2 separate regions of the Homo sapiens genome follow, and region 1 is linked to region 2. A link is an interaction called in ENCODE POLR2A ChIA-PET data of the cell type or tissue named here. Cell type or tissue: OCI-LY7. All regions are shown on one strand. Links, peaks and the distances in the headings refer to the core of each region. The heading gives the core; the rest is flanking DNA. Region 1 overlaps GNA13 (G protein subunit alpha 13). Region 2 has its middle 16 kb from the start of MIR4315-2.

Region 1 (11,426 bases), core at 1,384-9,383, 180 kb before region 2:
GAATTAAAAAACTCTACTCTTTACCTATTTTCTATAAGCAGAGTTGCCCTTTTCTTATTGACATAAAGCCACTGGTGTTTTTGAGTATGTTCTAAAACAGCAGATCAGTTCTTCTTGTGTGTTCTTTGGCTATCCAGCTTAAATTCCATATCCTTTTAAAGAAGTGCATTCTAAATCCTTTCCTTTTAATATTTTAGCTGTGCAGAAGAGAGCATTGAATACAAATGTCACTTGTTCAGTAACTGGGTCGATAAGCTGCTAAGCCTCTCTCTGTATGACTATGAATTTAATAGAAATTATTTTCTAACTTTTGTTCTTAGCTTTTCTGTTACCTTCAAGCTTAGGACTCCAGACCCATTTTGTCTTTACAAGCAAAGGATGTTTATAACAAATTATTGTTGTGAAGTGGGGGCAACATTGAAGCCATTCCCAGCTTAGACACCATTTTGTAAAACTCGTAAGAAATATGGTTCGTGGAACCTCATAGACTTCTAATACTCAAAGGGTCACTGAAGCTCACCTAATATTGTTTGTTGACTTTGTCAGTAATAAAGTCTATCTTGGGGCTGGAACCCAGGTACACTGGCTGCTATGCCATTTAAATGGAACTGAAATATCCACAAGGCTAAAGAAATATTGGAACACTTTTCAGAGTGCCATGCTACTTTTACTCTTCAGCCTTACTACAGTAACCTAGAAACTTACCTGTAGTGTTCTGAACAGAGAAAAAAGAGCTAAGGGCCGAATAAAATAATCTTAAGTTTTTAAAGTGTTAACTGTGAAATGAAATTTCTTTGAAATTTTATTTTTAAAATTTCCAGGCCGGTCATGGTGGCTCACACCTATAATCCCAGCACTTTGGGAGGCCGAGACGGGTGGATCACCTGAGGTCAGGAGTTCAAGACCAGCCTGGCCAACATGGGGAAACCCTGTCTCTACTAAAAATACAAAAATTAGCCAGGCGCGGAGGCACACACCTGTAATCCCAGCTACCCCAGAGGCTGAGGCAGGAGAATGGCTTGAACCCGGGAGGTGGAGGTTGTATTGAGCCAAGATCGCGCCATTGCACCCCAGCCTGGGCAACAGATTGAGACCCTGTCTCAAAAAAAAAAAAAATTCCCTTCAGTAACATAAAATGAACTGGGAAAAATATGAGAGCCTCAAGTTACAACCAGCAAAAAGTGAGTCTTAAACCCATAATATTCTTGCACAATACATTAAATCCTTTATTTATTAGCAAAGAACGTGGAAGCAACACCGCTTGAATGAGTCACAACAAAAGCAGATTTAGGATTAACAAACACATGGCCTATGAGGAAAGGAGAACTTAACTTGAAATCAGTGGAACTAACTGAAATTGTTGCACAGGGCAGAACTTAAGCGGTTGGTTATCCATTGAACCACTGAACTTCTTCATGTAACTCTGGGGGAAATGGAGACCTGGAGGAGTTTAGAGACTTGGCCAGATCACTCCTTGTTAGAGAAAGGACTGAAATTCACATCTGTTCCTTAACATTAATATTAGAAAACAAGAAGACTTTGATCACTTCTGAAATTGTTAAGAAAAAAATATTGAAGGGTAACTTCCTCCCAGTAATTCATATTTTATCTGCCAGACACTTTAGGAAGGTAGGAGGAGAGGATACCAGTTGCCTCGTACTGAGCTTTGTATAAAATTTGAATGAGGACACTAAACACAAAAAGAAGTGATCAGAAGCTGTTGAGCTTATTGAGTCCAGAGACATCATCATTTGTTTCCATGTCTTCCGTTTTTATTTTTTTAATTTTTCTGTTTTTAATTTTTGTGGGCACATAATAGATTCATATATTTCTGGCGTACATGAGCTGTTTTGATAGAGGCATGCAATGCGTAATAATCACTCATGGAAGATAGGGTATCTCTCCCTTCAGGCATTTATCCTTTATGTTACAAACAATCCAATTATACTCTTTTGGTTATTTCTAAATGTACACTTAAATTATTAGTGACTATAGTCACCCTGTTGTGCTATCAAATACTGGTCCATATTCATTCACTTTAACTATCTTTTGTACCTATTAGCCGTCCCCACCTCCTGCCACCCCAACCCTTGCTGCCCTTCCCAGCCTTTGGTAACCATCCTTCTTTCTATCTCCATGGGTTCAATTGCTTTGATTTTTAGCTCCTACCAATAAGTGATAGCATGCAATGTTTGTCTTTTTGTGTCTGTCTTACTTCACTTAACATAGTGACCTACACTTCCATATATGTTGTTGCAAATGACTGAATCTCATTCTTTTTTATAGCTAAATAGGACACCATTCTGTATGTGTATCACATTTTCTTTACCCATTCATCTGTTGATGGACACTTAGGCTGCTTCCAAATCTTGGCTTTTGTGAAGAGTGCAGCAGTAAACGTGGGGGTGCAGATATCTCTCTCCTCCATATACTCATTTCCTTTCTTTTGGGTATATACCTAGCAGTGCCATTGCTGGATCATATTGTGTGATCTTGAGACCAAAAAATTATAGAACTGCTACTTTCAAGCTTTGTGACTCAAAGTGTGGTCCCAGGCACTCCTTGAATTGCAGAAACTGGGGTCCCACCCAGACCTACTAAACCGGAGCCTGCAGTGTGAGGAGATCTTCACATGATGCCCAGGCATACTAAATGAGGTGCTGCTTCAGGAACACTTGGAAGTAGCTTCAGGCAGGGACAATGCTGCAGCTGTAGAATCCCGCGGGAAAGTGAAACGCAGGGGGTGAGGACTAGGAGACTCGGACACAGACCCCTTCTTTCCCAAAATAGTTCCCCTCTTCTCTGTGTGCTCTGGTCAAGCGTTTTCATGTTAGGAATGTATTCTCGTACAGTTTAGATGTTTGAAATTGCTTGGAAGTTTCGTCGAGAAAACTGGGCTCAGAAAGGATAGGCCACTCGGGAAAAGACCTGTTGGAGATGTGAAGCTGGCAGCACTATCCAGGGCCTTCCTGAGCAAGGCACGCCTGTCCATGCCTGTGGTTGGGGGATTTTGTACAGTATTCTTACCTCATCTCTGGTTTGGTTTGTCTCTGAAGATAACTATCGTCACTATTAAGCTAGAAAATGTAGACAAAAAGACTGTCACTTAAATTTTATATGTAGATTTATGTTTTATCTCAAAAGCAGTTTTCATCTTCTAATTATATGTCTTCACTGTGGATACGTAGTTATAGCAAAAAGCATGCGTGTAATCCTGTCCAAGCAGATGATCACTTGGGATATTGATTCTATTAAGCATTTGTGAAATCAGCCTGCCTTTGCAGATTTAGCAGTCTGTGACAGAGCAGACGTTTTATATGTTTTTAGGAAGGTTAGCTGTCTGAAATTGGTGACTAAACAAAGTCTGTTTGGGTTAAGTGTACAACCAGACAGTATGATGTAAACTGTTGTAACAAGATCTTCCATTTCTAAGCCCTAATAACTATTTGTTTTCTTCTTGTTTTTAGGGTGAATCTGTAAAATATTTCCTGGATAACTTGGATAAACTTGGAGAACCAGTAAGTGTTTAAACCAAATGTTTATGTTTAGTGCCATTTGAAAGCAGAAGTCAGGATATCGATGTTAGGAAATTTAGAAAAATTATGTATTAAGCTATTTGCTTCTTTCTCTCTTTTTTTTTTTTTTTTTTTTTTTTTTTTTTTTTTTTTTTTTTTTTTTAGTGGTGGCGTTCTGATTCTTCTCTGCTTTATTTAGAGTGATTGGTAGCTCAGAATATTGAATGATTTTTATTTTTTCAAAATGAAAGTATTTTTATTGTTTAATCACGACACTTCTTTTTTCTCCCTCTAACTGTCCAGGTCTCTACCATTTTCTTGAGGAATGCTTTGTCTGCTATTTCTTGGAAGTAAAACTGTTTAGAGAAAGAAGTTTGTGTTTGAAGATGATATTGTGCATTATCTGTTATACTTTAGTATCTTTAGAGGTTTTTGTTTGTAAACAGAAATAGAACACAGTGGGTTGACTGATTTCCAAATCTTTTGACAAATGACATTTTCGAATTCATGCCCCCTTTGTGTCGAGTCACGGAGTAGGAGGGCTAGATTTAAAAGGCTGAAGAGACTCCACGAGGTAGGGGGAGTCGCCCTTGAAAAGAGAGTCTATCATTTTCCTGTAGGTATTCCTCGGAGCCAGCAGCTCTAAGCTGGCGCTGTGGCCAGCGGGGCCCACTGCAGGCAGAGCATCTCGCTTGTTTGACCTCTGTATTGGGCGTACACAGAAGAGTTCAGTGGGAGAAAGGTTTCTGCTGCTTAGGAAAATTTTGAAAGCCATTGCCTTAGAGTCATCTGTTACTCTCTAAATGTAGCACAGCTTCATTTGCCTCCTCATAAGGCAGGTTTCTTCTTCTTCACACAGCTAGTATGTGTGTGTCCTCATCAACATACTCTGCTCTGCCAGACTATTTAGCACTCGATTGCATGAAGTTCTGTGCTTCATGTGAAGCAGCCTTTAGATTGCTAACTAGATTATTAGCTTTAATAGAGACAAAGACAATAATAGAGAACTTTTTATTTTTATGGAATTACATTTTTTAAAAGCTCAGGGCCCGGCGTGTTTCTGAAGGAGCTGGCATAGGTGTATGTTGTAAATTGGTATTGCCTTCTAGAAAGCAGTCGGGTGTTAAGTATCCAGAGTCATTAAAATGTTTGTAACCTTTAACGTCATAATCGTACCCCTGATTATTTTAATCTTAGGAAATAGTCCAAAGGAAAAAAAAAATGTGCATGAGAATTTTAATTGCAGTATTTCTGTTAATTATGGCTAAAAATTGGAAACAACCTTAATGACCACTAGTAGGGGAATGTTAATGTAAAGTACAGCACGTTAATGCATTTGGTGTATTTTCTTGTCTTTTAAAATGAGGTATGATTGTATCAGCATATGGAACAGTTCACAAAATATTAAGCAAAAATGCAGAGGTAGGCTGAACGCTGTGTGCATATGCTGATTATAAATAAAGCAGGCGTGTATCTGAACAAAGCTAGAAGAAAACATGGAAAAGCTAACACTTGAGTCCTAGAGTTATTTAATGAATGGCTGTTGGTTGCCAGTAACTAAGAACCCACCTACTTTTAAAAAACTCTGAATTCTGGCCGGGTGCAGTGGCTCACGCCTATAATCCGAGCACATTGGGAGGCTGAGGCGGGAGGATCACTTGAGGTCAGGAGTTCGAGACCAGCCTGGCCAAAATGGTGAAACCCCGTCTTTACTAGAAATACAAAGAAGTAGCCGGCCGTGGTGGTGCACACCTGTAATCCCAGCTATTCGGGAGGCTGAGGAGCAGAATCGCTTGAACCTGGGAGGCGCAGGTTGCAGTGAGCCGAGATTCCGCCACTGCACTCCAATCTGGGCAACAGAGCAAGACTCCATCTCAAAAAAATATGTATATATATATATTCTTAATTCCATTGCACCATTTTGAGACAATGAGTATTCTTGTAATGAAATTTCAAAATCATATGACACTATTCAGAAAGGCATAAAGTGCAGCATTGTGAATAACAGCATTGTTTTAAATCCTGCCTTGATTTTTAAAATATTTTGACCTTGATGATAAATATTAGCTGTCCCGTTCATGTATTACCAGAAAGTTGTGTTGTAGTTTTGGAAAAATGCTAGACTGACAAGGAAGAACCAGTTACATTGCATAAGGAAGTGTGCCATCACAGAGTAGCCAGAGACTTGTGTGACCAGCAGCTTCTGTTTGTTCAGGGTCTTAGAGTTCACTGACCAAGAGTGCAGAGAAGAGCTCATTTGATCCTTGCAACAACCCTCCCTCCCAGGTATATAGACCAAGTGTGATCACCTCCATTTCACAGACAGAGGTGCTGACACTCAGAGTAAGTGACTAGTTTGAGTTCTTGGGTCAATAAGTAAGAAATTAATTATAGTAGAGAAAGGATTTTTCACACATGTAATATAGCAGCAATGAAAACATAGAAGTTTTAAGTCATGAGTGGGGTTGCACAGTAAAAGAACTTTTAGAATAGGTTAGAGAGAGGTGGGCAGAACTTGGAACTGGGAAGTGATCCTTGTGAATTGGCACTGGAATCAGATCCCATTGCCTTTTTTTTTTTTTTTTTTTTTTTTAAGACAAAGTCTTGCTCTGTCACCCAGGCTGGAGTGCAGTGGCATGATCTCAGCTCACTGCAAGCTCCACCTCCTGGGTTCACACCACTCTCCTGCCTCAGCCTCCCAAGTAGCTGGGACTACAGGCGCCCGCCACCACACCTGGCTAATTTTTTTGTATTTTTAGTAGAGATGGGGTTTCACTGTGTTAGCCAGGATGGTCTCAATCTCCTGACCTCGTGATCTGCCCGTCTCGGCCTCCCAAAGTGCTGGAATTACAAGCGTGAGCCATCGCGCCCAGCCCCCATTGCTTTTAATAGAGGAGCAAGGAGCAGTGTGGAGAAGGTAGATACGCAGACAGGAAGATCACTCTGGCTAGAACCAAGAGTGGCTGATAGTGGGGAGTAAGATTGCAGGTGGATATATAGCAGTGAGGGTGGGTAAGAACAATTGATAAGACTTCAGCTTAAATTTTGAGTAGTATTGCAGGGATGAAAACAAGTAGATTCTGGCCATTTGTAGTAAATTTTGAACCCGTCCTGCTAACATTTTAATGTATCTTGGCTTTTGTTGTGGGGAGCACAAGTGGGTCTTGCTATATTGCCCAGGATATTCTCAAACTCCTGGCTTCGCAAGCGATCCTCCTGCCTCAGCCTCCCAAAGTGCTGGGATTATAGGCATGACCCACCATGTCTGACCAGTCTTGGCATTTTATAATAAGCATAATCTATCTGAAAATGTCACTTAAAAGATCATTTTGTTTGCATATCTATTCACTAGTCCAGTTAGTAGTCCATTAAAAATTCGCATTACTTCGGGATTAATAGGTATAAAACAAGTTTTTTCTTTTCCAGGATTATATTCCATCACAACAAGATATTCTGCTTGCCAGAAGACCCACCAAAGGCATCCATGAATACGACTTTGAAATAAAAAATGTTCCTTTCAAAATGGTTGATGTAGGTGGTCAGAGATCAGAAAGGAAACGTTGGTTTGAATGTTTCGACAGTGTGACATCAATACTTTTCCTTGTTTCCTCAAGTGAATTTGACCAGGTGCTTATGGAAGATCGACTGACCAATCGCCTTACAGAGTCTCTGAACATTTTTGAAACAATCGTCAATAACCGGGTTTTCAGCAATGTCTCCATAATTCTGTTCTTAAACAAGACAGACTTGCTTGAGGAGAAGGTGCAAATTGTGAGCATCAAAGACTATTTCCTAGAATTTGAAGGGGATCCCCACTGCTTAAGAGACGTCCAAAAATTCCTGGTGGAATGTTTCCGGAACAAACGCCGGGACCAGCAACAGAAGCCCTTATACCACCACTTCACCACTGCTATCAACACGGAGAACATCCGCCTTGTTTTCCGTGACGTGAAGGATACTATTCTGCATGACAACCTCAAGCAGCTTATGCTACAGTGATGTACAAAAGACTTGCTGTTTTAATATCTTTTTGTGTTTTTGATGTTTTCTGTTTGTTTTGTTTTTTAAAATAGCAGTTTACAACCAGAATTAGAACAATCTTAATTCTACGTTTAACTTCTTGAAAATCTTAGTACTTTTTCTGCGGCCTTTGGTTTGTGGCTGAAAGCTGTTGAGTGACTCATCGCCAAGATTTGCTGTAATGCAGGCTTTGATCTGTTTCACCATGGCTTCTATTCAAGTCCAGTTAAAACCTCCCAGCTGACCTCAGACTAGGCATATTTCAGGCTTTAAATTATTCTACTTTCCAAACTGAATTCTCCTGCAGTGCCAAGTATCAAAGGTGTCCTTAAATACTTGTAGGGATGAGGTTAGGAATATTCAGTTCCAAAACAAGATATCTTCTGTCCGCCTTACATATAGCAGTGACACTTGTTGCCTAACTTTATGGTGACCTCCTATTTTGTAAGGGCTGTTAGAAGTTCTATCTAAGAAATGGCATTCTGTAGGTTTATAGAAGGTTTAGCCTTCATATTTTAATTGCTTGTATACACAACAGCTGTTTTGCTTTTAGATTTCTGTGTTTCTGAAGGTAATGTTCTTCCTGTTTTCAAGTTTACATAAGGATCTTTGGTCTGATGCTGATGAAGAGTTCACAGGTGGTATGGGAGAGCAAAAGGCAAGCTAATGCTGTTTACCGTGTTTTGGTCAAACGTAACGAGTGAAATAGAATTTGCCTTTCTCATATTTAATTATCATGTAGTTTAATGTACCATATGTGAAACATTCTGGCCATAGCAGCAACTAAAAACTGCAAGCAACTTGGTAACAGAACTTTCTAAATAAACTTAACCTGTTCCAGAATGTCATGTATTTGACTTTTAAGCCCTATCTCAGTTGGTCAGTAAAGACCAATCCTTACTGTAGGAAATCATTGTTGTATCATCACAAACATCTATCTTTTGCTGTCCTGTCCAGTCCCATCAACTCCACACTGTGCCATTTGTGGCATCGTTTTGTTTATTTGGAGTTTGCTAAGGGCAGTATTTTTCTGTCAAGACTATTCAAGAAGGCATTATTTGAGATTCCTGTTCATTCTTGGTGTGTCTCTAACAGATACAGTATGTATACATTTGTATAATTGTTGTTGTTGAAAGTCCAGCTTTTTTGAGGTATATTTTAAATGTTTTAAGGATGCTTCTAAGGATCAGTAGTAATTTTTTTAGTTCGCACCTAAAGATGATTACATTGACCTCCCCCGACTGCTTACCAAATTAAAATGTGTCCACGAAGTAGCTTTGTGATCGCAGATACATTCATAGTGAACTCATCAGAATGGCTGGTTTGCAGTACTGAAATACTATCTTCTAGGCTGTATGTAGTGCTACAATTAGAGAAACAGAAGTCCAAGGCTGGCGACAGCTTGAAAAGTCTGACAGCTTTTCTACTTTTCCTGAAAATTTTAAGACTGTGATATCTGTCATTTTACTGTATAGCTGACTGTGTACTCAGGTATTTTATTGGTCCTTGAAAGATTGGTCGTTATGGATCACCCAGCCTTTCCAAGTCAGTGGCTGTTGTTCTGTCTTGCTGTCTGATACGAGAGTGGGGCTTTTCAGTGAACTAACCAGGGATTGTTCTTGACATACCTGACTTTTCTCACATTTGAACTTCCACTATCATTGTATCCATATAACTTCTAGCATTTTCATGCCATGGTAATCCATGAGCTACACATACGTAGCCCGGCACCGTGATGCAAGTTCATGGTATCGTGCATGTTCGTGGTATCATGGTATCATTCATGCGTGTTTGAATAGTTCTACATCTAGTGCTTCTTGCCAAAAAGAATACATTGTTTAAATTCACAAAATTAGCATAATTGCAGTGCTAATGAATATCGGAATATGTGCACAGTAACATTTGGACTATTCATTGGAGAGTTTACCCATACATTTAGCAAATTGAATGGCCAAAACATTTGACTCCAGTGAGGGCTCAAGTTAGATCCCTATAGAAAGAGGACACTTCATCTTACTTAAGTCATAGTTAAGATCTGTGATACGAACCATAGATATTGCCTGACAAAGCAGAAATCACCAAGTTTCCCCCTTTTGAATTACCACCAAGAAGTGTTGAAACACCAAATAGATATCATGTTATTTTGGGCATTTGCAGTTTTCTTCCCTGCTGCATGTAATGTCTCAGAATCAACATTCTTTTAAAATCTAGACTATATTTTGAGGCAATGAATTACTTATATTCAACTTAGGCTTGTTTTGACATTCAGTAGAACTTTAAGTTCAATCTAAAGGCTTCAGTCCACATTTTTTTATACGTTGTATTTTAAAAACGTTTGAAAGGAGTCTTACACCTGTATCATGAAAACTGAATCCTTTTGAAATACCACTATATGAAGAGAGAGATGAAATTTAGTGAACAGAATTGAAAAGGTGCTCATAATTTCACTATGCAAACTTACCCCAGTCTCTAAAAAAGTAATTTAGATTTAAAGTTCTTTGATGTATTTGATTTTCTAAATCTTTATGGTTATGATTTGGAATAAAATGTGCCTAATCCTGTGTTACATTCTGTTCTTAAATCTGAATGCCTTCTCATTTAATTCTGAGGAAATATCACACAAGTGTCTTCATTGACCTTGAAGAAATGTATATACAGTTGCCTTATAAAACAACATAAATTTAGACCATAACTTTTATAGAGAAAGGGTTTTGTCAAATGTTTTCTGAAAATCTGAGTAATTCAAAGCATGCCTCTGCCCCTTTAATATTTTTAATAACCTGCATTGTTGCTGTCTGCCAAATATTAAATTGAAATCTTCATTTCAATTTTATTATCTGGAAAGGGCACTGGATTGCTCTGCAACCAAAGAAAGCAATATGGAATGAAAAAACTCATTCACTTTTGTCTTATTTTCTTTTAAGGTGTATTGGCATGTAATTTGCATAGAGAAGGTCCTCTGGTTAGTCTCTCAAATTGAGGCTGTTTAGGGAAATCCTTATTCAGTTGGTGGCAGTGGTTGGTTTAAAGTAGAAGGAAATAAGATCGCCTTAATACCAGAAATGATTAGAAGTGCTGATTTAGATTCAACAAATACCATATGTCCTTATCATTTTTTGTAAGAAGAAATTGGTTAAGTCCTAACTTTCAATGTGTACCCAAATACTTGTATTTATGCTTTTGATAAAATGTATTTTCAGCATTAATACACATCCGATTATGCCTTATTTATATATGAAGAATAAAGTTACCATGTTACACTGTTATGTCCTAAAATTCAAATCACTATTTGAGAAACCCTCAAATTGGTGCTTTCATTATATAATGATACATTTAGACAAAACCCCAAACTAAGCCATTTGAAACAAGATTCTCTCCATTGCAGTTTGTAGCAATGTTATTTCTGTGTATGTCATGAGAAGGCTAAATATCAGTGTTAATTTCTTGTTTGAATCCGTGAAATCATGCCTGTAAAGCCCAAACATTTGTAACAAACTCCCTAATAAATTTAGAGAAAGTCACTCTGTTACCATTTCATTTATTTTAGTTTTATTTGAGAAATTAAGACCAGAAGTTTTGCTCATGTCTTTTTCACTTGGAAATCTGACTTAGTACCTAGTTAATTTGTCTCTCTCCCATCATTTTAAGGCGTTCGCTTCTGTTAATCACAGATGATCTGTCCTTGTGTTGTGCTGCTTGACTAAAAGCACTGTTTTGTTTTGTTTTGTTTTGTTTTTTAATGATAGGATACAGGGTGGCTTTTCAGTCTAGTAAACATGAGGAGGGGAGAGATTGTGGGTGGGTGTGGGTGTGTCCGCATGTCCCAAATACAGCACATGCCCATTTTTTTATGGTACGAGGTTAGGGCTTATTAATAAATGTATACTAGAT
Region 2 (11,426 bases), core at 2,210-10,209:
ATAGGGTTTCGCTATGTGGCTCAGGCTGGTCTCCAACTCCTGGACTAAGCGATCTGCCTGCCTTGGCCACCTCCCAAAGTGTGAGCCACCGTGCCCACCCATTGAACATTGAAGCTAGACTGGGCAAACCCTTAAGCCTAAACCAGTAACAGTTTTTCACAGGTTCATAGATGTTACTGTGGTTAATAACACACAAATTCATTTAAAAGCATGTGTGTCCGCATAGTAATTTTTGGTCCTTATTTTTATTTTTATTTTTCAGTTAATGGATATTAAAGATACAACTTTATTTTCTTTTTTTTTGAGACAGGGTCTCACTCTGTCGCCCAGGCTGGAGTGCAGTGGCATGATCAGAGCTCATTGCAACCTCCACCTCCTGGGTTCAAGAGATTCTCCTCCCTCAGCTTCCTGAGTAGCTGGGATTGCAGGTACATGCAACCACACCTGGCTAATTTTTGTACTTTTTGTAGAGATAGGGTTTTACCATGTTGCTCAGGCTGGTTTTGAACTCCTGAGCTCAAGTGATCCACCTGCCTCGGCCTCCCAAACTGCTGGGATTACACACGTGAGCCACCACACCCGGCCTAAAGATATAATTTCTATCATGAGGAGGTCCAAGAACTATTCTCTTTTTCTTTTTTTAATGTTAGAAAGGGATTCTTAACTGAGTATGTGCTGCAGCAAAGGGAGGGGAAATTAAGCAAGAAGAGAAGGGAGCCAGGAAATAAAGGCCCCAACCCAGGAAGCAGTTAAGCAAAGTTCCAGGATGACCACATGTGACAAGTTTAGGGGATAACTTGAGCACATGGAGGACAGAACTTGGAGAGGGCACTGTGGGCCTGGGCGCCACCTGCTCCGCCAGAGCACTGGAAGAGAACAAGGGCACGATAATGGCAGATGGCACTGAAAGAAAAGGAGAGCTTGAGGCACCCTTGGGGGAAGCAGCCATCATCATCAGAGTGTATTTTATTTTTATTTTATTATATTTTGAGATAGAGTCTCACTCTGTTGCCCAGGCTGGAGTGCAGTGGCATGATCTCAGCCCACTGCAACCTCCACCTCCCAGGTTCAAGTGATTCTCTGCCTCAGCCTCCCAAGTAGCTGAGACTACAGGGGGGCACCACCACACCCGGCTAATTTTTGTATTTTTAGTAGAGATGGGGTTTCTCCATGTTGGCCATGTTGGTCTTGAACTCCCGACCTCAGGTGATCCGCCCACCTTGGCCTCCCAAAGTGCTGGGATTACAGGCATGAGCCACCATGCCTGACCTCACAGCACATTATTAAGCTCTGTGGTGAATAATATTTATATAGTCACAATTCTGTAAACATGGTTCATTTTCTACAAATTGTGGCATACCCAAACCTCAAGAATGGACAGGGCTGGGGTGTAAAAGAGCTAAGTCCTTGCCAGGTTTACCAGGAAGGCAACAGACAGTGTCTAAAACTATGAGACAGCTGGGCGCGGTGGCTCACGCCTGTAATCCCAGCACTTTGGGAGGCCAAGGCGGGTGGATCACGTGAGGTCAGGAGTTTGAGATCAGGCTTGACAACATGGTGAAACCCCGCGTCTACTAAAAATATCAAATTCGCTGGGCATGGTGGCAGGTGCCTGTAATCCCAGCTAGTAGGGAGGCTGAGGCAGGAGCATTGCTTGAACCCAGGAGGCGGAGGTTGCAGTGAGCCAAGATGGCACCACTCCAGCCTGGGTGACAGAGCGAGACTGTGTCTCAAAAAAATAATAAAATACAAACAATGAGACGTGCAGGAGATGTGGGGAGAAGCACCAGAAGATTCTGCTGAAAGCCTGCTCCCCAGAAGGGTGGGAACAATGGGGACAATGAACTGCTGTTGTTCGTTATGTTTCATCCCCATTCCGTTTCATTTTATTGAATTGTAAACCGTGTGTATAACAACACTTTTTAATCAATTTTTTAAAAAAGAGAGAGTGGAAAGAAACCGCTTCCTACAACAGAACTGAAGAGCACACCAGTGATTCCAGTGTCCAGAGAGGAGGGTGCATTAACATTAGTTTTATTATTTCAATCAGACGCCAAGCAAGAATATATCTGGGGTTCAGACAAGAAAGGCTCTCATTCAGGTGCTTACAAGAGCAATGGAAGGCAAGGACCTGCCCAATTGGCAGGGTGAAAATTAGCCACAACTAGAATAATAACAACTGTTCATCTTTGAGCACTTACTACAGGCCAGAACTTGCATTAAGGATATCATCTTTTTCTTTTCTTTTTTTCTTTTCTTTTTTTTTTTTTTTTTTTGTTGTTGTTGTTGTTTTGGAACAGAGTCTCACTCTGTCATGTAGGCTGCAGTGCAGTGGCGCAATCTCAGCTCACTGCAACCTCAGCCTCCCAGCTTCAAGCGATTCTTGTGCCTCAGCCTCACAAGTACCTGGGACTACAGGCATGAACCATCATGCCTGGCTAATTTTTGTATCTTTGGTAGAGATGGGGTTTCACCATGTTGGCCAGGCTGGTTTCGAACTCCTGGCCTCAAGTAATCCACCCACCTCAGCCTCCCAAAGTTATGGGATTACAGGCGTGAGCCACTGTGCCCAGCCAGGATATCATGATATTTACTCCTCACATCAACTGACATTAGCCCCTATTTACAATGAGGAACTGAGGCTCAGAGAGGTTTTGGCACTTGCCTGAGGTCACACACTCTGGGCTCTCTGCTTGGGGCTGAGGACCAAGAGGCGGTGTGACTTACTTCTCTTTCCTGAACATCAATAAAATTCAATTTAGAAATTTCTGTCTTCACTGCTATCTCAACGGGCCTGTGAAAAATGCTGATTTGGTGGCAGCTGTCAGCTGTCTTAGCCCCATACTCATTGGGTTGCCCTGGGCCCCACACTGTTTTAAGGAAGTCCCAGCAAACAATATGGGATAGAGATGAGATTCAAACCTAAACAGCCCTGGCTCTAAAACCCACTGAACAAAGCTGAAACTAGAATCAGAAAGAACTAGGTAAGAATCCTACTTCTAGCACTTAATACTTCTGTGGCTGTGGCTCCCCCGCAAGTTACTTAACCTCTTTTTTTTTTTTTTTTTTTTTTTTTTAAGAGATGAAGTCTCGCTCTGTCACCAGGCTGGAGTGCAGTGGCGTGATCTCGGTTCACTGCAACCTCTGCCTCCTGGGTTCAAGCGATTCTCCTGCTTCAGCCTCCCAAGTAGCTGGGACTACAGATGCGCGCTACCACACCCAGCTAATTCTTTGTATTTTTAGTAGAGACAGGGTTTCACCATGTTGGCCAGGATGGTCTGGATCTCTTGATCCACCCACCTCGGCCTCCCAAAGTGCTGGGATTACAGGCGTGAGCCACTGCACCTGGCCACTTAACCTCTTTTAAGCCTATTTTCTCATCCATACAATGGAGATAATGGCAGCACCCACCTTTCAGGTGGCTGGTAAGGCATATTAGGTGAACACAGGTGCCTATGTAGGTTCTTCCATTTTCCATAAATGTTAATTCCCTTATCCCTCATCTCCTAGGTTAGTCCCGGAGGACAGACTTGAACTTTGAAAACAGAAAGTAACTGCCAAAAGGGATTATTTAGGGCACAGATTCCCCCCTTTCATTATCCTTTAGGTCCTCAGTGTGAGGGCAGGGGACAGGAGCGGTGGGGTCAAGCCCAAATTCTTGGACCTCATCCTAGAGTGACTCTTTAGGGTTAGTGTGGGGCTTAGGAATCTGCATTTTGGACCTGTCCCCAGGGCATTCTGATGCCTACAGTTCTCCTGTCTGGCTTTGAATAACGCTGGGTAGTGCTTTAAATCTAAGCTGACAGACCAGTGGGATGTGAACCATCCTTGCAAATGGTTTGAGCCCTTTCTGCACTGGCCTCCAACTTTGCCTTGCTCAGTCTTCAGCTCCCCTTCCATTCTGGCCCTCTCCCCTTCCCCTTTCCTTTTTCACTTCCTTTTATTTTTATTTATTTTTATTATTATTAAAAAAATTTTTTTTGAGACAGGATCTCACTCTGTCGCCCAGGCTGTAGTGCAGTGGCATTATCTTGGCTCACTGCAATCTCCGCCTCCCGGGTTCAAGCAATTCTCATACCTCAGCCTCCTTAGTAGCTGGGACTACAGACGCACACCACCACACATGGCAAATTTTTGTATTTTTAGTAGAGATGGACTTTCACCATGTTGGCCAGGCAGGTCTCGAACTCCTGACCTCAAGTGATCCACCAGCTTCAGCCACCCAAAGTGCTGGGATTACAGGCATGACCCACCGCGCCCAGCCTCCTTTTTCACTTCCCACCTTCCTCCCCACCTCTGGGTGCACCCTTCCCTGAGCTCAGCCTGTATTCCTATCTGCTGGCCACTTACCAGCCAGTCCCTTCAGCTGCAATACCCTTTACTCACCTAGAAAGCTCATATCAAAAGTAGCCTCCTCCAGAATACCTCTCAAGTTCTCCTCTCTGGTCCCTTGGCCCTTTGCAGGTACCTTTTTTCTTGCGCAAGTCACATGATAATGTAAGGGTTTTTTTTTTTTTTTTTTTCCCTATCTGGAGCCTGCCTGGTGGGCTCAGGGTCCATTTGTGCAAACATGCATTTCCCTCTCCTCCGCCCCCCTCCTTCATGATCCATGCTTTATGCAGCTTCCCCAAGGCATGCAGAGCAAGCTGAGAAGAGGTAGACAAGCCTGCAGACTTTTCAAAGAAGCAGGGTAGCTTGGGAGGTAAGAGAAGACCAGGAGATAGGGGCTCCTAAAAAGCAGACAAGAGATTACCGGGGGGTTCCCCACACTCCAGCACACAGCCGCTGCACAAAAATGCAGTGGAATTACTGAGGGACATTATGTGCTTGATGGGGGGGGACAGGGAATGCTTGTGCCAAGCCACCAAGGATCATGCTGTGCCAGTTGTATACTATCGTTTTGCCAAGGTGAAAGGATTTCCCTACTAAATCCCTTACTTTCCACTTTGTTTAAAATGAGTTTAACACCGAGAGAATAGTTTGTCTCTATGTCCTTATTTCTAATCTTCCTGCTCAACCATTAACTGCACTAAACACACTCAGACCCATCTAGTCTAAAATTGAGAAGGGGAGGTTCTCACTCCTGGAGAGAGAATTACTGAAAGGGCGGCCCTCATACAGTCCAGGGTCATACCCCCAAGTGCTGGTTTTATACTTGAAAGCAGACAGTGGGACTCTGACCTTTGCAGAGATAAGAGGGACACCTTCCTACCCAGAGAAGCCAAAAGAGCACAGGACGCCCAGGCCGAGGGCAGTGAAGCTTGCTTCCAAGAACTGGCCCGTTCCCCAGCCAACCCCTGTGCCCACTTACGACTGGCATGTAGCAGTACCTCTCCTCATCCACACTCAGGCCCTAGGCTCCCAATTGACCAAAGCCTGCAAGTATAAAGTGTCCAGAGCATGGGTCCCTGCCAACACTCCCTGCCCTGCTCTTCACTACCTGTGGCCACCACTTATGACATTTTGTTCCGAGTTCATCTGAAAGAGAAATGTCACTTTTGCGTTAGAAAGAAGATATACAGGCCAGGTGTGGTGGTTCATGCCTGTAATCCCAGCACTTTGGGAGGCCGAGTCAGGAGGATCGCCTGAGGCCAGGAGTTGGAGACCAGGCTAGGTAACACAGTGAGACCCTGTCTCTACAAAATAAATAAATTTTTTTAAAAATGAAAAGATTGGCCGGGCGCGGTGGCTCACGCCTGTAATCCCAGCACTTTGGGAGGCCGAGGCGGGTGGATCACCAGGTCAGGAGATCGAGACCATCCTGGCTAACACGGTGAAACCCCATCCTACTAAAAACATAAAAAAATTAGCCGGGCGTGGTGGCGGGCTCCTGTAGTCCCAGCTACTCGGGAGGCTGAGGCAGGAGAATGGCGTCGACCCAGGAGGCGGAGCTTGCAGTGAGCCGAGATCGCGCCATTGCACTCCAGCCTGGGCGACAGAGCCAGACTCCGTCGCAAAAAAAAAAAAAAAAAAAAGAAGAAGAAAAAATTAGCTGGGCGTGGTGGTGCACGCCTGTAGTCCCAGCTGCGTGGAGGCTGAGGTGGGAGAACCGCTTAGTCCGTGAGGTCAAAGCTGTGGTGAGCCGTGATCGTGCCACAGCACTCCAGTCTGGGCGACAGAGTGAGACCCTGTCCCAAAAAAAAAAAAAAAAAAACAGAAAGGAAGAAAGAAATCCTCTACACGGGCTAGAAGAGAATAACCAGACCCCTAAGCTTCAAGCCAGGCGGTGCTAATGGGCGAGTTACACACGGGAGTGTGCCCAAGGGGACCTCAAGGCGTTCCCTTGGGATAAAGTGTGGTCAAAACAGCTGTGTTTATCCTGAAAGCGCAACGCGGAGGCTCCAATTTGGGCCCGGGCTCCGCCCCACGGGCTGCACTGCTGCCCTCGGAGAGGCAAAGATAGGGCAGGCGTTATTAGTCCCACTCACAAGTGGGAACTCTTCAGCTGAGGGAGGCGAAGTGACAGCCCCAATGTTGCACAGATGGTTCTGAGGCCAAACGAGGTCAGGAACCCAGAAGCCAGGATCTAGTTTGACGCAGACCTGCGGGAGGCGGGCGGTAACGGATGCGTTCTCCCTGACACCGGTGCCGTCGCCTCTCTGCGCCCTGCAGGCGCCCCCAGTTCCCCAGCCTCCCAGACCTCGCATCTGCCCCGGGGCTCAGCTCCCAGGGACTTCCGGGAGCAGCTGGCCCCGCCCCAAGGCTCCTTCGGGCTGCGCGATTGGCACCGCGGGCCGGGGGCAGGGCCGGAGCGCCGAGCCAACGTGATGGCGTCAGGGGCCGGGGCGCTGCTTCCTGTTGTCAGTGGCCGAGAGACCGCATCGTCGGCTCGGAGGCTGAGGGGCTGCCGCAGCCGGGAGCCCCCCTCGCCTCGCTCCTCGCTCCGCTTGGTGAGTTAGGGGGTCAAGATGCGAGGAGGGCGGCGGAGTGGTGGGAGGGCCGAGGCGCGAACGGGCGGTGGGCCTCCCGCTCCCTCCGCGATTCCCAGCCCCTGGTTACCCTGAGACTGCCCGGCTTCAGAGCCCTCAGCCCTGTCCAGCCCGCGCCCGCTCCGCTCCGACCCAGCCTTCCCCCTGCACCGCCGCTGTGGCCCCGTCCCCTCCGTCTGTCCAGCCCCCAGCCCGCGCCCGCATCCCCTCACCAGCGGTCTTGCTTAAATGCAGCTTCACTCGTGACCCCATTTTACCCCAGTTCCAACCCCGATCTCGGCCACGTCCCTTCGCCCCGCCCTGACACACCTCATCCTCTCTCCCCACCCCTCTGGTAATCCCGATGCTCCGCGCTCACCTCCCCGAGACCCACCATTCAGGTTTCCCCTTTTCTGGCTCAGCTTTCTTATCCCAGTCACCCCCATCCCCTGTCCAGCTCCCCAAGATCTGCTCATCCTAAACATTCTACCTCCGCCCTCTCATCTAAGACCCACCCCCAAAGTAGGTGCCCTGTTGAGCTCACCGCTTTCTTCTGGATAACTCCGATCTCAGCCTTATTCCAAGTCGTAACTGTGTCTTCTCGTCCTTAGTCTCCTAGCCCACTGTATACCTTCCTTTGCGTCTCCTGCCGTACTGAGGACACCCCATCCCTAAGTCTTTGCCAAACTGTCCCGAACTCTTGCTGCCTCCTTTCCTACCACCCTCACCCAATCTTGTTAAAAATGACATCTCCATGTCCTTTCACCCCCGCTGACCCACCGCAACTCTTCACCCTAACTCTGCGTCCATTCCTTCCCTCGACCCAACTCCCATTCAACCTGAGAACTTAGTGCAGAGTCGCCTGCCAACTCCACCAGCTGCCCCTCAACAGCCAAATGTAGGTGCTCACTCAGACCCGCAGTTACAGACTGAGCAGCATGATTGGCGGGTGCAGGGGCTCAGGTGGTAAATAAGGGTGGAGGAGCAGTGGGCTCTCCCCAACTCTTGGGTGGGGCCGGGGTTTTTCCTGGCATCTGGTCTCCTGTACCTGTCCTCAGGGATTGTGTTTCTGGCATTCATATTAAATGACTTGTGCTGGCTGCTGGAATGGTAGGTATCATTCAAATATCTGGAAGGTGAGAGATGGCCACTCACTCAGCTCACTTAGCACAGAATGATGGAAGCTGTCACTTCCTTCTGGTTGGTGTTCTCGCCCTGGAGAGCTTCTGGGAAGTTCTGTGTGGTGTTGGCTGTGGTCACAGAATATTGTTCATGTTCCTTTTCTTGGCACTTGTAAGGGACTCTCCCTGCCAGAGCTGATGGCAGATCAGTCCTGATGCTGAATTCAGGGGATATGATGGGTGCCAGAGGCAACGTTACCTGTTGTGAAGAGTATAGGTGAGTAGGTCCTGGGGAGGCTGAGGCCTAGGTGGGTACAGAGGCTCTTGAATCGCTTTCTTTTCTTATAAGTGCTGGATCATTGACTTTTGGCCATCTGGGTTCCATGAACACAGGGGACCATGTTATCTCAGAGTAGCTGAGGCAGAAGGACATTCCAGAGGCACCCAAGTCCTATGCTCAGCATTTATGGTTTCCTGGGGGCTTTTTGGTACACATTTTCTCTGAATCCTGAGGACCCGGCATCAGATGGGTGGGCCATTTGATTGCAGCTTTTTTCTTTCTTTCTTTTTTTTTTTTTCGACGGAGTTTACTCTTGTTCCCCAGGCTGGAGTGCAGTGGCATGATCTCGGCTCACCGCAACCTCTGCCTCCCAGGTTCAAGCGATTCTCCTGCCTCAGCCTCCCGAGTAGCTGGGATTACAGGCATACACCACCATGCCCGGCTAGTTTTGTGTTTTTAGTAGAGATGGGGGTTTCTCTGTGTTGATCAGGCTGGTCTCCAACTCCCAACCTCAGGTGACCCACCCACCTCGGCCTCCCAAAGTGCTGGGATTACAGGCGTGAGCTGCCGTGCCCGGCTGATTGCAGTTTTAAAGGGCCCCAAAGAACATTGTCTGTGCTTGCCACTTATAGTCGTATTCCTTTGAAAAGTGAATGCTGTTTACCTTCAATGTCCTCCCATTAATATGCAGTATATTTAAGTTGTTTTCAGCCTTATTGGCAGCTTGGCTTAATGACAGGAGCTCCACAGTTGCCCCAGCACTTAAGAGTTGTATACCCCAACTTCCCACAGTGTGTGAAGTGGAGGTACGTGCCCCGTGCCTTGTTTTTATTTTATTAATCAATTCATTCAACAGCTTATTTTTTGAGCACCAGTCTGTGCCAAACACTGTTCCAGGTACTAGAAATACAATGGTGAATGGGTCAGGCAACGGTCCTGTTTTCATTCATTCAGAGTTTGGTCCTTGTTAGAATCCTCTGGGATATGGGACAAGAATACAGGGAAGCTGGGTGATACTGGATGGAAGGAAGGAGGGAGGAAAGAAAGATAGCTAGTGTTCACTGACTCCACAATTCTGCCCTCATCCACTAGCCCTGAGTTTGGGAATCACAAACTAAAAGTTTCTCACCCTTCATCTGGTATTTAATTGCTTCAAAGCTCCAACCCCCACCACTCCACCCATCACAGAAATCCAGCTTTCCTCAGGTGGACAGAGGTGCGGTTTCCTCAGTCAGCACTCACATGCCTGAAAGATCAGCTGCCTTTCTGAATCAGAGGATAACTTTGTCATTCTTTTCCAATTGAAAAAACATGACTCCATCAATTGGTACAGCAGTTGGATGGCTTAAAGCCAGGCTGTGGCTCTGAACAGCCAGTTACACAATTCGGGCAGTGGAGAGAAGGCCATGGGGAGTGGCTGAGGAGTCCCTCAAGAGAAGAGGTTGCTGTTCAGTCATGGTGGAGTGTTTTGAGAGTGGTGAAACCAGGTTATCCCTTTCTTCTTTTAACGTAAGTCTCATCCAGGTCATTCTCTTTTTTTGCTTCCTTGATCTCTGGAGGAAGTGAAATTGGACATATAGAGAAGGCCAGGCAGTATAATGCAGGAAACCAGCCGGAACTGTTCCTTCCTAACTATGTTGGAACATTTAAGAAAGTATAGCTCTGAGACTTTAGGAGCATTGGTAGGACCTGGTCTCAGCTGGTTGGGGCTATAAACCTGATTGGCAGAACTGTTTCTTGTTGGTTTCAGACCTTCTGTGATGAAATGGAGCTTCCGCGTACCTCTAAAGAAGAAGTAATAGTTTGTCTGAATTTGAGCCAAAGACCTGAGGCCTTTTGGTCCAGGGAAAGATGCAGGAGTTGGGATGAAGAAACCAGAGAGTTCTGTCCCTTACCTGAGACCCATTGCTACTGAGCCTCAGTTTTGTCCTCTGTAAAACAGGGATAATCACTCTCTCACGGGATTGCTGTGAGAATTAAATGAGGTTAGAGAGGGACATCAGAGAAGCTTGCTTTCTGCACTCTGGAGAGCTATGTGAAGGCGAATGAATACATAGGGTGGCAGTAGACTTGGTGTGGTTTGGGGCTTCCTAAATGGCACCAGTCACCTTTCCCCTGCTAAGCTTTCACCCGTCATGTTCAAGAGCCCTTTGGTACTGTTGCCCAGCTTTGCCTCACTCCCTTCAGGTAGGTCTCCTTGAAGCCACACCTCTCTTCACTTTGGTTCTTTGTGTCAATGAAGAGCGTTTTGAGGACAGAAAGTGGAACCAGTTCCATAGGATGGTAGATTCAGAATCTGGGCCACCAGGGTGGGTGACGCAGTGCTGTCCCCACAGTCAAGAGACACAAAGCCTCCTTCTGATTCCTGCCGTGAGTTCTTATGTCACTGACCATCTGAGCCCTGCCTCCCTGAGCATGATGGAACAGATACAGATAGGTGGGGTGCTATGGCTGCCTACAAACAGAGGTGTCCTGCATTGTGGCTGGAACCCCAGAGGCTCAGTCCTATCTTGTGAATTTTCAAGTGGCTCTTCTGCTGGATTTCTCTGAGCTCTTGTCAGTCATTTTGTGGCATTTCTGACTCTGTTTTAGGCCAAGTGACCCTTCTCTTGTCTGGCCCTGTCTCTCTTAGCTTCAGTTTATTATTATTAATTTTTTTTTGTTTTGAGATGGAGTCTCGCTCTGTTGCCCAAGCTGGTGTGCAGTGGCACGATCTTGGCTCACTGCAAGCTCCACCTCCTGGGTCCACGCCATTCTCCCTCAGCCTCCCGAGTAGCTGCAACTACAGGCACCCGCCACCACGCCCGGCTAATTTTTTGTATTTTTAGTAGAGATGGGGTTTCACCGTGTTAGCCACGATGGTCTCGATCTCCTGACCTCGTGATCCACCCGCCTCGGCCTCCCAAAGTGCTGGGATTACAGGCATGAGCCACCGCGCCCAGCCAGCTTCAGTTTATTATTTATTTATTTATTTGAGACATAAATTATTTATTTATTTATTTATTCTTGCTTTGCTGCCCCGGCTGGAGTGCAGTGGCACGATCTCAACTCACTGCAACCTCCGCCTCCTGGGTTCAAGTGGTTCTCCTGCCTCAGCCGGTATGGTAGCTGGTAATA

The links. Peaks named below come from ENCODE experiments on the same cell type or tissue, not always from the same donor. Only the 100,000 strongest peaks of a DNase experiment are listed, where the experiment ranks them.
Region 1: POLR2A ChIA-PET joins it to region 2 with 5 read pairs; 1 of 35 experiments calls an interaction of 5 or more read pairs at or near these places.

Annotation. Positions count from the first base shown.
Region 1 is chr17:65,010,345-65,021,770 of GRCh38, reverse strand. GNA13 (G protein subunit alpha 13) reads left to right here. Exons shown (of 4, transcript NM_006572.6): 3 at 3,468-3,518; 4 at 6,942-11,426. The coding sequence ends at 7,514. Among named protein-coding and RNA genes, the nearest start is that of GNA13, 41 kb to the left of the region's middle. In OCI-LY7, for the core only: no CTCF peak of the experiment used is centred there; no DNase peak of the experiment used is centred there; H3K4me3 peaks cover 25 bases; H3K27ac peaks cover 4,190 bases.
Region 2 is chr17:64,832,520-64,843,945 of GRCh38, reverse strand. It overlaps the pseudogene PLEKHM1P1. Among named protein-coding and RNA genes, the nearest start is that of MIR4315-2, 16 kb to the right of the region's middle. RefSeq lists silencers at 6,588-7,047, 7,138-7,227. In OCI-LY7, for the core only: no CTCF peak of the experiment used is centred there; DNase peaks (open chromatin) are centred at 6,295 and 6,765; H3K4me3 peaks cover 1,800 bases; H3K27ac peaks cover 916 bases.